Regions from separate parts of the Homo sapiens genome. Here region 1 is linked to region 2. A link is an interaction called in ENCODE POLR2A ChIA-PET data of the cell type or tissue named here. Cell type or tissue: PC-9. All regions are shown on one strand. Each heading gives the region's core, and the rest is flanking DNA. Links, peaks and the distances in the headings are about the cores only.

What was found. Peaks named below come from ENCODE experiments on the same cell type or tissue, not always from the same donor. Only the 100,000 strongest peaks of a DNase experiment are listed, where the experiment ranks them.
Region 1: POLR2A ChIA-PET joins it to region 2 with 6 read pairs; 7 of 35 experiments call an interaction of 5 or more read pairs at or near these places.

The regions. Positions count from the first base shown.
Region 1 is chr2:147,989,204-147,997,201 of GRCh38, reverse strand. All of the region lies in intron 1 of ORC4 (origin recognition complex subunit 4), which reads left to right. It overlaps LOC105373674 (a long non-coding RNA gene), which reads right to left. Exons shown (of 5, transcript XR_007087258.1): 4 at 7,031-7,161; 5 at 3,967-4,225. Among named protein-coding and RNA genes, the nearest start is that of ORC4, 28 kb to the left of the region's middle. In PC-9, for the core only: no CTCF peak of the experiment used is centred there; no DNase peak of the experiment used is centred there.
Region 2 is chr2:148,496,867-148,499,366 of GRCh38, reverse strand. All of the region lies in intron 11 of MBD5 (methyl-CpG binding domain protein 5), which reads right to left. Among named protein-coding and RNA genes, the nearest start is that of EPC2, 150 kb to the left of the region's middle. In PC-9, for the core only: no CTCF peak of the experiment used is centred there; a DNase peak (open chromatin) is centred at 1,226.

The DNA.
Region 1 (7,998 bases), core at 3,127-5,626, 510 kb after region 2:
GTTTTGCCTATTCCAGAATATCATATAGTTGGAAACATACAGTAGGTAGTCTCTTCAGATTGGCTTCTTTCACTTAGCAGTATACATCTAAGTTTCCTTCATGTCTTTTCATGGCTTTATTTCTTTTACATGCTGAGTAAGATTCCATTGTATGGATGTACCACAGTTGGTTTATCCATTCACATATTGAAGGACACTCTTGCTTACTTCCAAGTTTTGGCAATTATAAATAAAACTGCTGTAAACAGGAAGGTACAGGTCTTTGTGTGGACCTGTCTTCAACTCATTTGGGTGTAACCAGGGTACATGATTGCTAGATTATGTAAAACAAATATGTTTAGTTTTATAAGAAGCTGCCAAACTGTTTTCCAAAGTGTCTGTGCCATTTTGCTTTTCCATGAGCCATGAATGAGAGTTCCCATTGCTCTACCTTCTCACTAGTATTTGGTATTGTCATTGTTTTGGATTTAGCCATTGTAATAGGTGTGCAATGGTATCTCATTGTTTGATTATGTAATTCCCTATTGACATATGATGTTGAGCATCTTTTCATATGCTTATTTGCCACCTCTGTATCTTATTTGGTGAGATGTTTATTTGGATGCCAATTTTAAACTGGGTTATTTCCTTGTTGAGTTCTTTGTATATTTTGTGTAACAAAATAAGTGTTTTTCACATATTTTATCCCCATGTGTATTTTGTGTTTTAATTTTCTTAGTAGTGCCATTTGGTAGAGCAGAAGTTTTTAATTTTAATGAAGTCTAAATCAATTTTTTATTTTCTTTCATGGATTGTACTTTCGGTGTTGTATCTAAAAACACATGGCCATAACCAAGGTCACCTAGATTTTCTTTTGTGTTACATTTTTGGAATTTTGTTTGTTTGTTTGTTTGTTTTTTGAGATGGAGTCTCACTCTGTCACCAGGCTTGAGTGCAGTGGCACAATCTTGGCTCACTACAACTTCCACCTCCCGGGTTCAAGTGGTTCTCCTGCCTCAGCCTCCCAAGTAGCTGGAACTACAGGCACACACCACCATGCCCAGCTAATTTTTGAATTTTTAGTAGAGACGGGGTTTCACCACATTGGCCAGGATGGTCTCGGATCTCTTGACCTCATGGTCCACCAGCCTCTGCCTCCCAAAGCACTGGGATTACAGGCGTAAGCCACCGCACCTGGCCTGTTTTTTGTTTTTTTTTTTTTTGAGATGGAGTCTTGCTCTGTCGCCCAGGCTGGAGTGCAATGGCGTGATCTCGGCTCACTGCAACCTCTGCCTCCTGGGTTCAAGCGATTCTCCTGCTTCAGCTTCCCGATGTGTCTGGAATTTATTCCTTCCATTGGGTTCTTCGTCTCGCTGACTTCAAGAATGAAGCCGCAGACCCTCGCAGTGAATGTTAAAGCTCTTAAAGATGGTGTGTCTGGAGTTTGTTTGTTCAGATGTTCAGATGTGTCCGGAGTTTCTTCCTTCCATTGGGTTCGTGGTCTCGCTAACTTCGGGAGTGAAGCAGCGGACCTTCGCAGTGAGTGTTACAGCTCTTAAAGGTGGCGCGTCTGGAGTTGTTTGTTCCTCCCAGTGGGTTTGTGTCTTGCTCACTTGAGGAATGAAGCCGCAGACCCTCCTGGTGAGTGTTACAGCTCATAAAGGCAGTGCGGACCCAAAGAGTGAGCAGCAGCAAGATCTATTGTGAAGAGCGAAAGAACAAAGCTTCCACAGCGTGGAAGGGGACCCCAGCAGGTTGCCACTGCTGACTCGGGTGGCCAGCTTTTATTCCCTTATTTGGCCCCACGCACATCCTGCTGATTGGTCCATGCCAACTTTTATTCCCTTATTTGGCCCCACACACATCCTGCTGATTGGTCCATTTTACAGAGCGCTGAGTGGTGCGTTTTTACACAGTGCTGATTGGTGCATTTACAATCCTTTAGCTAGACCAGAGTGCTGATTGGTGCATTTACAATACTTTAGACACAGAGTGCTGATTGGTGCGTTTTTATAGAGTGCTGATTGGTGCATTTACAATCCTTTAGCTAGACACAGAATGCTGAGTGGTGCATTTTTACAGAGTGCTGATTGGTGCATTTACAGTCCTTTAGACACAGAGCGCTGATTGGTGCGTTTTTATAGAGTGCTGATTGGTGCATTTACAATCCTTTAATCCACAGAGCGCTGAGTGGTGCGTTTTTTTATTGAGTGCTGATTGGTGCATTTACAGTCCTCTAGCTAGACAGAAAAGTTGTCCAAGTCCCCACTCGACCCAGGAAGTCCAGCTGGCTTCACCTGTCACCAAGTAGCTGGGATTACAGGAGCCTGCCACAATGCCCAGCTAATTTTTGTATTTTTAGTAGAGACAGGGTTTCACCATGTTGGTCGGGCTGGTTTCGAACTCCTGACCTCAGGTGATCCACCTGCCTTGGTGTCCCAGAGTGCTGGGATTAGAGGCGTGAGCCACTGTGCTCGGCCATTTTTGGAGTTTTATAGTTTTGCATTTTATATTTAGGTCTGTGATCCATTTTTAGATTTTTTGTGTGTGAAACTTGTAAGGTCTGTGTCAATTCATGTTTTGGCATGTGTATGTCTAGTTTTTCCATTACCATTTGTTGCAAAGATTGTTCTTTTCTCCATTGAATTGCCTTTGCTTATTCGTAAAAGACCAGCTGACTATGTTTATGTGGGCCTATTTCTGGGCTCTGTTTTGTTCCCTTGATTTGTCTGTTCTTTCACCATTATCACACTGTATTGATTAGTATAGTTTTATAATGTCTTGAAGTTGGGTAGGTTTTGTCCTCCAACTTTGTTCTCCTTCGGTATCGTGTTGGTTCTCCTGGGTCTTTCTGTGTATACTTTAAAATCAGTTTGTCATATCCACAAAATAACTATCCAGAATTTTGATTGGGATTGCATTGAATTTATAGATCAAGGTTGGAAGAACTGACATTTAACAATACGAATTTTTTTCTACTCTTGAATGATCTCATTTATTTAGACTTTCTTTGATTTCTTGAATCAGAGTTTTATAGTGATCCTCATAGAGATCTTGTACATATTTTGTTAGATTTATATCTACATTTTTGGTGAATGTTTTTTGTTGTTGTTGCTAATGTATATGGTATTATTTTAATTTCTAATTTCAGTTGTTCATTACTGATACATAGGAAGGAAGTTGACAATTTGTATATTAACCTTGTATCCTGCAACCTTTCTACAGTAGTTTATTAGTTCCAGTGATTTTGTTGTTATTTTGGGATTTTCTACGTGCATAATCATAGCATACTATTGGGACAAAGAATGATGAGAAAAGGTATATAAAGAATGATAAAAATATAATAAAACAGTGTATTTGAGCCTATTTCTTCATAGTTGATCATCAATTATTGTCCCATTGATAGCCTTTTAACTTTGGGGAGTAAAAGGGATTGCAGAAAAGGATGAAGGTAGGGTACCAAAGTTCTAAGCCATATAATGCTGTCTTTTTTAAGCCCCCAACCCCCTAATTTTTAGCTCTCCTTTTCCCACCCAAAAAGCACAACTGTCTAAAAATCCTATTTCATTGTAAATGTCAACTGACATTTCCATTTATCCTTGCAAGATTACCTAAGCATGCTGATGGGGGGATGGACAACATATTCATTAGCAAAACAGAATTGGAGAATATCGTTTCGTTGACTCTAGAATTTAGTCTCCTGTGCTTTTTGCATAAGCTGAAGGGTCTCATTAGAAACAATGTATTATTCCTAAAAGTTTTTAGGGAAAATTTTAAGATTTTTCTAGGATAATTTCTAGGGTAATTTCTAGCAATTCTTAAATAATTTATCTCTAAAGCAATGTTATTTTCAGTTTTTTTTCCTTCCAAAAATAGTTTAATATTTACTAATTAACTTACTGGAGTTGTAGCATATTGTAGGGGCCAAGAAAAAACTTCCCTTTCAGCCTCTGAAGGTTCTTTGAAAATCAGCTGAAAAAAGGCAGATTAATAGGAGAAAGGGCATATGATTTTATTTGATCTTGGTGTTACGTGACATGGGAGCCTTCAGAATAAAGACCTAAAGATATAGGAGAAAACTGCCCATTGGTATGCTTAGGTTCAGCAAAGTCTGGACAGCCATATACTGAGTGGGGAAACCCAGCAAGGCCTGCCTGTCTGTATAGATTCTTCTTGGCCTCTCTGTGCAGCATTCTTTCCTTCCGGGTATGGAACAGCACCCTTTCTGGAATGGGGATCCTATGACCTACAATCAAACAGAATAGGTCAGATATGTCTTTATAGTTAGTTTTTACACAGAAAGATGAGGGCAGGGAACATTAGAGTAATATATTTAGGTTCTGTGGCTGGCTTTGGGGAAAGGGAGTTCTGGTTTCTGTGGACTACCTTGGGGACGAGGGATGGTAGTTTCAGTGGCTAGCCTCAGGAGAATGAGAGGCCAGAGACAGGAAGTTAGGAGATGGTCAGAGAGAGCTGCTTTGGAGGACTTTATTTTGGAGTATCATTTCCTTAGCCCTAGCAGTATCATACTTACATTTAAGTAAACTCAAGTCTGTAAACGTGGCAAAGGAAAAATTTATTTGAATAGTGGACAGTATTCTATTCATTATTCTTCTCAAATGAACATATACCCTGAAGTAATTGATATTGCAAGAAAGTACAGTTCTGTAATTTATGTGTAGTTTGGGGCTTTTCAAGGAAAATTTGTCTACATGTGCCTTCTCACCCACCAATTTTAGTGCCCTAGTCTTAAATCTTGTGTCCCATATAATGCAACCATCCTTCACAAAAATGATATTTTTGTCAGGGGCAGTACCTCACACTTGTAATCCCAGCTATTTAGGAGGCTGAGTCAGGAGGATTGCTTGAGGCCAGGAGTTCATGACTTCAGTGAGCTATTATCGTGCCACTGCCCTAGTTGACAGAGGGAAGCCCCATCTCTTAAACCAAAAACAAAAAAAAGTTTTCGTTGATTCAAGTGTCTGTCGCCCTTATACTATTTATCCATCCAATTAAACACATTAGCTTGGATTCACAAGCTTAAATCCTGAAGGTAGCCTACTTCCATGTGCTCAGAGAACATAGACTACTGTTGATCACTATAATATTTAAGATGTAGTTATGTCAGTGCCAGTAAGATCATATAATGCATTTCCAAAGCTTCTAAAGGATTTCTAAATACGTTGCAAATTTGTGTTAGTTCTTTTGTTAGCCTATATAATTCAGAAGTAAATGCATTTTAAGACGTATACTTTAAAGAAGTCCTCCAACTAGTATTTCTTTTTTATTCATTCATCAACACTACTGCAGAATTGATACTTTGTATCATTTACAAGGTGTATTCCATGGTTAATAATCAAAACAACTGTAGTAATGTCTTTTTTTCATTTTGTGAGACGGAGTCTTGCTCTGTCTTGCCCTGGTTGGAGTGCAGTGGTGCAATCTCCGCTTACTGCAGCCTCCGCCTCCCCGGTTCAAGCGATTCTCCTGTCTCAGCTTCCCGAGTATCTGGGATTACAGGTACGCACCACGACACCTGGCTAATTTTGTATTTTTAGTAGAGACGGGGTTTCACCATGTTGTCTAGTCTGGTCTCAAACTCCTGAACTCAGGTGATCCACCCGCCTCAGCCTCCCAAAGTGCTGGGATTACAGGTGTGAGCCACCATGCCCGGCCAACTGTAGTAATTTCTAAATGTCTTTCTTTACTGAACATATCATAGTATTAACTCTCTGATTATCCTTCTGGGGGTTGTTTATTTCATAACTATTTACCTCCCATGTTCTTGAAAACAACTTTATTGGCTTATTCATGAATATCAAGGCTCTAATAGGTACTTTATAAAGTAAGTACACTTATTAAAAGATATATATGTATGGGGTGCAGTGGCTCACGCCTGTAATCCCAGCAGCACTTTGGGAGGCTGAGGTGGGCGGATCACCAGGTCAGGAGTTCGAGACCAGCCTGGCCAATATGGTGAAACCCCATCTCTACTAAAAATACAAAAATTAGCCGAGCGTGGTGGCGCATGCCTGTAATCCCAGCTACTCAGGAGGCTGAGGCAGGAGAATCGCTTGAACCCTGGAGGTGGAGGTTGCAGTGAGCTGAGATGGTGCCACTGCACTCCAGCCAGGCGACAGAGTGAAAGTCCAGCTCAAAAAAAAAAAAAAAAGATATATATGTATATACGTTTATATTCATATGTGTGTATATATATGTATGTGTGGTTGTGTGTGTCTGTGTATATATGATTCCAGACATACTGCCATGTACTAGTGAAGATTACTGAAATTCAGAGGTTAGAGAGAACATGGCTTTTCTGGAGAATTGCAAGCCTTTTCAATTATTTAATCAGTTTAAGTACCAAGACATTATAAAATATTTTTCTTCATTTTAATATCAATGAGAAAATATCATGGCATCATATTACTTAACTAAAGGTTATCAAACCTTGGAATCATTTAATCTGAATGTGTCCTTAAGTAAATTGTGTCCTTTTAATATTCACTGGCAACAAATGAGGAGGAAAAAAAGATTTTACAAAACTGTCAGTAATTACCATGGTTTATTCACCTGTGGTCCAAAAGTTGATTTGTGTGGAATTATTCTTCAGCTCTGGAGAACTCAAGGAAACATCTCACCAGAGGCTGTGCCCCAACTTGATATAGATAGCATTTTTGAGCTGATCTCTTTAGGAAGAACTAACAGAGTTTACTTATTTTCTAACTTGGAATATATATCAGTATTGGCCCTTATTTCTCCCCACACTCAACCATTCTTTTAACTCTATTTTAATCTTTACCTCTGTACAAACAATCCAACTGGGGGAGAAAAAAGAATGAAAACTAATTCTGATGGACTGAAAAACAGCTTAAATGTATTTTTCTTGCCTCAGTTTCATCTCAAAGGACAGTAACAAAACATGGAAACCACCTTCAAATTTCTCCTAAAATACCTTTCATTTTACGTTATTTGACTGTTTAGCTAGCAAATCAAGAACATTTTATCGAACTGAAGAGAGGCAAAGTTCTGAAATTTTGTCCATACTTACCTATCTTTGAGAAATGTCAGCCGTGTGAAGTTAGGTCCTAGGTAAACAGTAATAGAATTTGTATTTTAACTTTTTTCTAATAAAGGGAGTGGGGTAGTGGTATTGTTTTCGGTGTTTTCTTCTGCCACCATCTGGAAAGAAAGCAGTATTAAACATCTTTTTAATTTACTAAGAGTTCTTTTCACAAAGTAATGCCCCCATCTGCTGGAGCTGTAAGGTTTTGCCTCAAAGTAAGGGTATTAGAGAAAATAATACATGATCATTTGTGTATTTTTGAATTATATTTTCTAGTCTCATCCACTAATTTTACCAAGGTTTTTGTAGGAGTTGTTAGCCAATTTCATCTTCTCTTGATGTGTTAGTTCTTATTCCAAACTAAGAAAAACTTGATATAAATTAGTGTTCTTGGAAAGTGGTGCATGGTTTTTGTTTCTTGTTGTTGTTGTTCCTATTGTTGTTGTTTTTGAGATGAGTCTCGCCCTATTGCCCTGGTGGGAGTGCAGTGTTGGCGATCTTGGCTCACTGCAACCTCCGCCTCCTGGGTTCAAGCAGTTCTCCTGCCTCAAGTCTCCTGAGTAGCTGGGATTACAGGCACGTGCCACCACACCTGGCTAATTTTTGTATTTTTAGTAGAGATGGAGTTTCACCATGTTGGCCAGGCTCGTCTCAAACTCCTGACCTCAAGTGATCTGCCCACCTCAGTCTCCCAAAGTGCTGGTATAACAGGTGTGAGCCACTGCGCCCAGCCGAAAAGTGGTATGTTTTTATATTTTTAACAAATGGGTATGAGAAAACAAAAAATGCTCAGAACAGTCTGAGCTCTGAGGTATGCAGGCCCAGAGAGATGTGAGTAGTATGGGACTTCAGTTATGCCCCCATACTCCACCCCAACTCCCTACCCCCTGCCACTCTGTAGCCAATGGATAGTTTGTTATTTTAATGTAGATTCTTGGTGAACAACTCAGAGC
Region 2 (2,500 bases), core at 1-2,500:
TATATGTATTCATAGTTTACTTATTCATGTATAAATATACACATATGTTAAATGTTAATTTTTTTTAACAGGGTCTTGCTCTGTTGGCCAGGCTAGAATGCAGTGGCGTGACCTTGGCTCACTGCAGCCTCGACCTCCTGGGCTTCAAGTAATCTTCCCACCTCAGTCTCCTTAGTAGCTGGGACCACAGCTGTGTGCCACAATGCCCAGCTAATTTTTTTATTTTTTATTTTTTTGTAGAAACAGGGTTCTCATTATATTGCCCAAGCTGATCTCAAACTCCTGGGCTCAAGCGATCTGCTTGCCGTAGCCTCCAAAAGTGCTAGGATTAAAGGCATGAGCCACCGTGCCCTACCAATACTTTTTGACTATTAAAAACTCTTCTTTCATTCAAATTGTTTGGATATAATAATTCTTCAACATAAATAGTTTTATAGTTTGTTCAGTGCGGATAGAAACATATTCATAAAGCCAGACATTACTATGTGGTAGATGATTAAGAGTTTTTCTGAACAAGGCTGAATCTCTGGTTGCTTATTTGCTTATTTTGTTCAGAAGGCCCATATTACACATTTGATAATTTAACTAAGTTTTTGATTTGGTGTCAGCACAGTGGGACCTCATGTATCTCAGAAGAAACTTAAAGTCTGACAAAAGAAGACATAACCTTTCAGAGAGCCAAACCAACCCTCGAAAGAGAGGTATAATACATATTTGAAGAACCTGGATCTGACTGGGGATGGTGGCTCACGCCTGTAATCCCAGCACTTTGGGAGGTCGAGGCGGGTGGATCATGAGGTCAGGAGTTCCAGACCAGCCTGGCCAACATGGTAAAACTCTGTCTTTACTAAAAATACAAAAAATAGCTGGGCATGGTGGCAGGCATCTGTAATCCCAGCTACTCAGGAGGCTGAGGCAGGAGAATTGTTTGAACATGGGAGGCTGGAGGTTGCAGTGAGCCGAGAGACTCCATCTCAAAAACAAAACAAAAACCAAACAAACAAAAACGAAGAACCTGGATCAATGATCCTAGATCACTTTTAAATAGAGCTGGTTAACCGGAGATGATGTTAAAATTTTCTGCAGGCTTTAATCTTGATAACACCTCTCTGTGTGAATTCTTTGGTGCTCCTTATTGCTGAAGCAGAGCTGTTGTGCAAACGTCAAAGAATAATGGAGCACTAGCCACATCATCGATCTTATAACAGAGTTGACCTCAAGCTCACCTTTTCAGTCTTTACTTCCCCATTCCATTTCTACAAAGTCCTGTTGTTGGGGAATGGCATAATGTAAGGAGTGCTACATATAGAATAGAAGACCAGGGTTGCGACCTGGCTTAACTACCTGTGATTTGTATTCTTTGGGATGCCACTTCTCTGAGCTTCAGTTCTCCCATCTGTAAAATGGGGATAATTCTGCACATCTTTGTGGGTCACTGAAAGGATCTAAAATGACCACGAACATGAAGGTGCTTTATGAACACCAAAGCAGTCAAAGGGCCACTGGTGGTATGTAAAATTATTTAGGTAAAACATGGACAAACCTTTAAATATTCTTTTTTAGTTTTTTTTTTTTTTTTTAGAGACAAGGTCTCCACTCTGTCACCCAGGCTGGAGTGCAGTGGTGTGATCATAGCTCATTGTAACCTTGAATTCCAGAACTCAAGTGATCCTCCCACCTCAGTCTTCCAAGTAGCTAGAATTATAGGGGTGCACCACCATGCCTGGCATGCTCACTGCAGCCTTGACCTCATGGGCTCAAGTGATCATCCTACCTTAGCCTCCCAAGTAGCTGGGACCACAGGTGCACAGCATCATGCTCGCTAATTTTTAACAATTTTTTGTAGAGATAGGGTTTCATTATGTTGCCCATGCTAGTCTTGAACTCCTGGCCTCAAGTGATCCTCTGACCCCAGACTCCCAAAGCACTGGGATCATAGGTGTGAGCCACTGTGCCTGGCCTCCTTTGCATATTTTTAATAGTTATATTATTCATATAAGTTTACATTAGAAAAATACAAGTAATATTATGATTTTACATATACAATATCCTAGGATAAAACTTAAGTTGTTTAAATCTAAAAAGTGGCTTGAATAGTGCCTAGTACATTTGTGCCTAATAAATATTTATTGAATGAATCAATTAAGTGATAAATTTAAAGAAAAAATTTAAGTAAATAATAATATATGTAATATGCAGCTTTAGCTGAAGTCTGGGAAATATAGCTCTGAAGTAGAAAGCAAATATGAGGCATTTATTAGGTTCATTATCAAACATTTATTAAATAGTAAATATTAAAAATAATATATATGTTTTTAAAATAACATCTTCAAACTGAAAAAATTTCTGCTAACTTAAGTGCAATATTTCAATATTTTTTAAAGACTGGGAATTAATATTAAATGATAAATAATTTAGAGTAAAAAGTTGATTCACCTGTGACAGGATGAACCTAATTGTTTTCCAACAATAGTACAATAGTTCTCATGGCAGAGTACTA